2 separate regions of the Homo sapiens genome follow, and region 1 is linked to region 2. The links are chromatin loops, found by intact Hi-C in ENCODE. Cell type or tissue: CD4-positive, alpha-beta T cell. All regions are shown on one strand. Links, peaks and the distances in the headings refer to the core of each region. The heading gives the core; the rest is flanking DNA.

The links. A loop is a pair of places that touch in the nucleus more often than their neighbours do. Peaks named below come from ENCODE experiments on the same cell type or tissue, not always from the same donor. Only the 100,000 strongest peaks of a DNase experiment are listed, where the experiment ranks them.
Region 1: a loop joins it to region 2, with 6 times the contacts of the local background. A loop is called at or near these places in 4 of 110 quality-filtered maps.

The regions. Positions count from the first base shown.
Region 1 is chr10:13,782,354-13,785,270 of GRCh38, forward strand. It overlaps FRMD4A (FERM domain containing 4A), which reads right to left. Exons shown (of 25, transcript NM_018027.5): 6 at 569-653. Among named protein-coding and RNA genes, the nearest start is that of PRPF18, 200 kb to the left of the region's middle. In CD4-positive, alpha-beta T cell, for the core only: a CTCF peak has its summit at 1,866; a DNase peak (open chromatin) is centred at 1,908.
Region 2 is chr10:14,541,926-14,544,842 of GRCh38, forward strand. All of the region lies in intron 2 of FAM107B (family with sequence similarity 107 member B), which reads right to left. Among named protein-coding and RNA genes, the nearest start is that of MIR1265, 110 kb to the left of the region's middle. In CD4-positive, alpha-beta T cell, for the core only: a CTCF peak has its summit at 1,311 (motif pointing left); DNase peaks (open chromatin) are centred at 1,276 and 1,556; H3K4me3 peaks cover 513 bases; H3K27ac peaks cover 1,221 bases.

The DNA.
Region 1 (2,917 bases), core at 326-2,825, 760 kb before region 2:
GACCTTTAAAATAAGGTTAGGAAACATGTCCACAGAGCCAGAAACACAGCCATGGATCAAAGGAATCACATTATTATTATTATTATTATTATTCCTTTTTTTTTTTTTTGAGATGGAGTCTCCGCCTGTCACCAGGCTGGAGTGCAGTGGCGTGATCTTAGCTCACTGCAACCTCCACCTCCCAGGTTCAAGCAATTCTCCTGCCTCACCCTCCCAAGTAGCTGGGACTACAGGCATGTGCCACCATGCCTAGCTAATTTTTATATTTTTAGTAGAGACAGGGTTTCACCACGTTGGCCAGGATAATCTCAATCTCTTGACCACGTGATCCACCCGCCTCGGCCTCCCAAAGTGTTGGGATTACAGGCGTGAGCCAGCGCGCCGGGTCAGGAATCACATTATTAAATGGTGCCGTTAGCTTCATAACATTCCATTTATTTATAGTAATTAATTTATAAATGACTTCTCCTAATCAATAAAATGGCCTAAGGGGTAACACTTTGGAATTTCCAGCTTCAAATGATACTTTCAGGTTTCAGAGGGAAATTGAGGGAGAGGGAGTTCCTACCTTGTAGATGCAGGACTTCGCGTTCAGAAAGAAAAGCTCAATGGTAGCATTATCCTTCAGGTATGAAATGCTTTCTATATAGAACCTGAAAGAGAAAAATGGTGCGTGAACCACAGAAACAGCAGGTGCAGAAAATAAAGTGCTCTCTTGAGCTACATGATTTGAGATGAAAGCTGGCATTCCCCATCCTAAATAAACAAAGGAAAAAGGCACCATCCATGGTTTTTCTATGATTCCCTAGGGAGGACAAACTGTTTTTGGAGTTTTGATAGTGGCTTAGGGTCACGCCTAATGGGCCTCACCATAACCAAAGAACTGGGTCTACCACCAATTTGTAAGAACAAATTCTAAAACTAGGCCTCTGATTTCTTTGTCCTATCTGCTTTATAATTTTACATAATGTTATTTGTTTTCATCACATTGCTTGTTTGTCCTAAATTGTCATTGAGTTGGATTTTCTTTTCTTCTCCTTTTTTTTCTTTTTTTAGACAGGGTCTCGCTCTGTTGTCCAGGCTGGAGTGCAGTGGTGCATGGCTTACTGCAGCCTTGACCTCCCAGGCTCAAGCAACCTTCCCGCCTCAGCTTCCTGAGCAGCTGAGACTACAGTTGCATACCACCACGCCTAATTTTTTTTTTTTTTTGTAGATACGGAGTCTTCCTTTGTTGCTCAGGCTGGGCTCAAATTATCTGCCCACCTCAGCCTCCCGAAATGCTGGGGTAATAGATGTGAGCCACTGTGCCCAGCCAAGTTGGATTTTTAAAAGATAATTTCTTCTTAATCACAGCTTTCTTTGAAATGGTTACTACTACTCCCGAAGGTGGTGAAGTGTGATTTGATTTCTGCACATTCGGAGAGCTATGCTAAGTGCTCTTAACACTGTGATATGAATGCATATTAAGCCAAATGAGAATCGGATTTCATCTAGATGGAGCTTATAGATATTTTCAAGATGAAACATGCTGCCATTATTTAAGTTTACACTAAATGTGCCTTTATAATATTGACTTTGGAGTTTATTAAATTCTTTAATGAGATAATGCGCTTGTACTGTCTAATGACCAGCCGCACTGAAGGACTAGGAGTTGAAAGGAAGAGAGGGGAAAGGTTGAAATGCAACATCTTGGAGGGAAGAAGGTTCTGAGCAGGTGTAGCAACCCTTAGGGTGGACTAGGAGGGTGCTGGGTACCTGGGGCTCTTGGAAACTGGGTTCACCAAGAAGAGGCAGAAGGTGAGGAAGGTGAAATGAGAAGAAACAAGTACTACAGTTTTCTAGAATAGTGTTATAATCTGAGGGCCAGAATCCTCTGGAGGGAGTCAGAGAGCAGTGATGGAGTCCCCAGCTCTGTGTGACTCAGGGCAGTCACATCATCCTGCTGGGCTTCTGTTCTTCAGACCGTAAAAGAAGAAGTGGTTCTCTACCTAAGAAGTCCACTGGTTTTTAAATATTGGAAACTGACTACAATGTAAACAACAACAGCAGCAGCAAAAACAAGAGACCAACATCGTATAAGGTGAACAAACTGATGCCCTTAGCTTCAAGAAGTTCTATTCATTTATAGTAATTAATTTAAAAATGAATTCTTCTAATCAATACAATCACCTGAGGGGCAACAACTTGGAATGTCCAGCTTCAAATGATACTTTTAGATTCCACTGGGAAATGGAAGAGGAGGAGAGTTCCTACACTGGAGATACAGGACCTCATGTGTCTTTTTAGAAAGGAAAGCTCAATGGTAGCGTTATCCTTCAGGTATGGTAAAAGATAAAAGGATTTATCCATAATTGGCCAGGCGCGGTGGCTCACACCTGTCATCCCAGCACTTTGGGAGGCTGAGGTGGGGGGAATCACCTGAGGTCAGGAGTTCGAAACCAGCCTGGCCACCATGGTGAAACCCCTGTCTCTACTAAAAATACAAAAATTAGCCAGGGGTGGGTGTGGGTGCCTGTAGTCCCAGCTACTTGGGAGGCTGAGGCAGAAGAATCGCTTGAACCCAGGAGGGGGAGGTTGCAGCGAGCCGAGATGGTGCCACTGCACTCCAGCCTGAACAACAGAGGGAGACTCTATCTCAAAAAAAAAAAAAAAAAAAGTATCTTTTACCATACCTGAAGGATAATAATGCTACTGTTGCATAAACATGAAGATAAAAACCCACGTCTGTAGGCTACATCAAGCCCATGGCCCACCAGCTTGCAACCTCTTGTCTACACACTAAATAAATAAATAAAGCTTTCTATCATTTTTCAAATGTGTGCAGAGGCTGCTGTGATGAATACAATTCAAGTTTTTTTGAAATTGGTGAGTGAATTTGGAGTAACTTCAGACATTAAATTTTCTCAATCCACAGATA
Region 2 (2,917 bases), core at 218-2,717:
CTGGGCTGTATGTCACACTGTGTGCACCGTATTAAAACGTACTGAATGGGCCGGGCACAGTGGCTCACGCCTGTAAATCCCATCACTTTTGAGAGGCTGAGGCAGGCAGATCACTTGAGATCAGGAGTTTGAGACCAGCTTGGCCAAGTAGAAACCCCATCTCTACTTAAAAAAATAATAATAATAATACAAAAATGAGCCAGGCATCGTGGTGCATGTGTGTAGTCCCAGCTACTTAGGAGGCTGAGGCACGAGAATCGCTTGAACGCAGGAGGCAGAGGCTGCAGTGAGCCAAGGTCGCGCCACTTCACTCCAGCCTGGGCAATGCAGTGAGACTCCATCTCAAAAAAAAAAAAAAAAAAAAGTATTGAATGAACAGGATAATACGGGCGGTTTAGAGTACCCAAATGAAGGAACTCACCCCACCAAGTCTTCCCTGGCTCCTCCTCAGTGTTTCCCCTTTACACTCCTGCAGGACTCCATTAATACCTCTTGTAGGATACTGAAGTCTGATTCTATTAAAATTAAATTTGAAGTTGTCTTCTTTCTCATGTTAACCCCACAAAGGGAGGGCCTGACTCGCACTCAATTCTTAACCTCAGAAACATCTCAGTCACATAGTGGTCAGCTGAAACTGACCAGATAATGCTCACCTTACGCTTAGAAGGGCAGACATCAGATTTCCAAAAGGAGCCAAAAACTGAGTAGGGGAGGTCAACCCACGCTTTGAACAATTCTGTCTTCATTTGATCTTGAAAGAGCTCAGAAATAGTAAGACATAATCTTCTTAACACATACCAGTACAGAGAACCAAATACCCATTTCTCTAACCAACAGACGTGCTTTTAAGATGGCTCAAAAAAATCCTCACTAAAACTCCGTAACATTAATTGCTGTGTATCAACAGTGAGTCTTTTGCCAAAGAAAGATAACTTAGACTTTTGTCTGGTGAGAAATAGATATATTAGTACACTGGCTTGCATAAATATTCCCATGAAATAATTAGTTCATTAATATGCAGCACATTAATCTGCAAAAACTTCTAAGCAATGGAAATCCTGCCCAATTAATGGATTTCTTTAATAACTGATTGCCTTAAACTCATTGGCCTTAAAATTGATAAATTACACTTATCAAATAACATTTGATAGATGACTATTAAGTGATTTGGAGTTTCTCTCTCCTATGTAAAGTAGCTTGATGAAATCTGAAATTCAAGGACTCTTGATTTTACCAGCAAAGCACGTTCTGTGGTCTAACAGTGTCACCCAGTGGTAAAAGGCACAGTTTGGTGTTCAGGGGAGCTGTTGCTTTTTAAAAGAAATAACCCGTCATACGTGTTTCTTTACTAAAAGGAAAAGAAAAAAAACACTTTTTTGAATTGCAAGAAGAAAACTAGTACGTAAATTCTAAAAAACATGACTGGCACAGAAGTGAGCAGCTCTTCATCCAAGGCCACTCTGAAGCCTTTGGAGACCACTCAGGAAGGAGCATGCAGTCCTGAGCTCGGCCTCCTGAGCTCGGGAGAGAGGCACGGTGGTGTAGGACCCGTGACTCAGGAGCAGTGCAGGAGGAGTTGAAATCAGCCCGTTCTCCAGGCCAAACGAGAGACCACAGGCCACCCTCGCTCTCAGCTGCACTGTGTCCTTCCTGTTTTGCCTGTCTACCATGCAGCCACAATTCTCTAAAGTTCAGCACTTCCAGAAAAAAGAAACAAAAAGCAGCCAATTCTGTTCCAAGGTTCACTATCTGATCCTAAAAACTTTAAAAAAAAAAAAAAAAAACCAAAAACTCTCATATGGTGAAGCTTAACTGAAATAATAAATTATTTAGCTTCCTTATCTGCAAAAAGAGAAGGCTGTGCCAGATGACCCTTGAGATCCCTTATTAGTGAAATGTTCTGATAATAAAGAAGAGTTTGGCTCACCTGCTGGTCTCCACCACACAGGTTTATAACCAAGAGCCCTACAGCTCTTGTCCCACCCTGAGGGCCTGACTGACCTGTGGAGGGCCCCACCTTTCGCCTCCATTCACTCACCCCTGTTCCCAAGAACCACTGACTTCTTTACATGAAGCCTACATTGAGTAAGTTTTTAGGTACAGATGCTGAATTACCCAAGCTGTATCCACCCTCACTCCAGGCACCCCGAGGAGAGACTCAACTGCTTGGCCCAGGGTTAGAGAGGCCCACACGGGAAGGCAGAGTGGAGCAGATGTTATTTAACCAAAAGTCTGTATCCTGGGGCTCCCAGCTACCACAGTCAAGAAACACATTTTTAAAAAATCAAGACCCTTGAACTAGCAGCAGTAGTCACCCATACCGTATACGATAAATAAAAGTAAGCCAATGTTTATTCTTCTTTGCATAAAATCACCTATACCAACACTTATACATTACAGCATCATTCAGTTAATTCAAGTCTGAATCCCAGAAACTCTCCTGAAATCAAGCCACAGTTCAGCCCTATTCTTCCTAGTTTTTCCTGACATACTTTTGCTTACTCTATAAATCCACGGATATTCTTCTTGCCTACTCCCACCAAAGCCCAAATACACGTGAAAAAAGTTAATCATGAAGTTTTTCTTATTCCCTTACATTTAGAAAATCAGCATCTACTCTCATAGACTACTTGTAAGAAGACAAATTTCTGCTACTCTCTGAAGAATTTGTTGGCAATGTGTAGCAAAAGGCCTTACCGTGAAACACCCTTGAACGCAGTAATTCCACTTTTAGGAATTTACCCTAAAGACATCAACAGAGATGTAGACAAGTGTACACAGAATGATATTTATTCCGGCATGGTCTATGATAGCGGAAAAAATGGAAGCCATTTAAATATCTAATAATGGAATACAGTGCAGCTTAAAATCATCCATTATTAGAATAAATAATGAAAGGGAAAATATTCACAAGGCA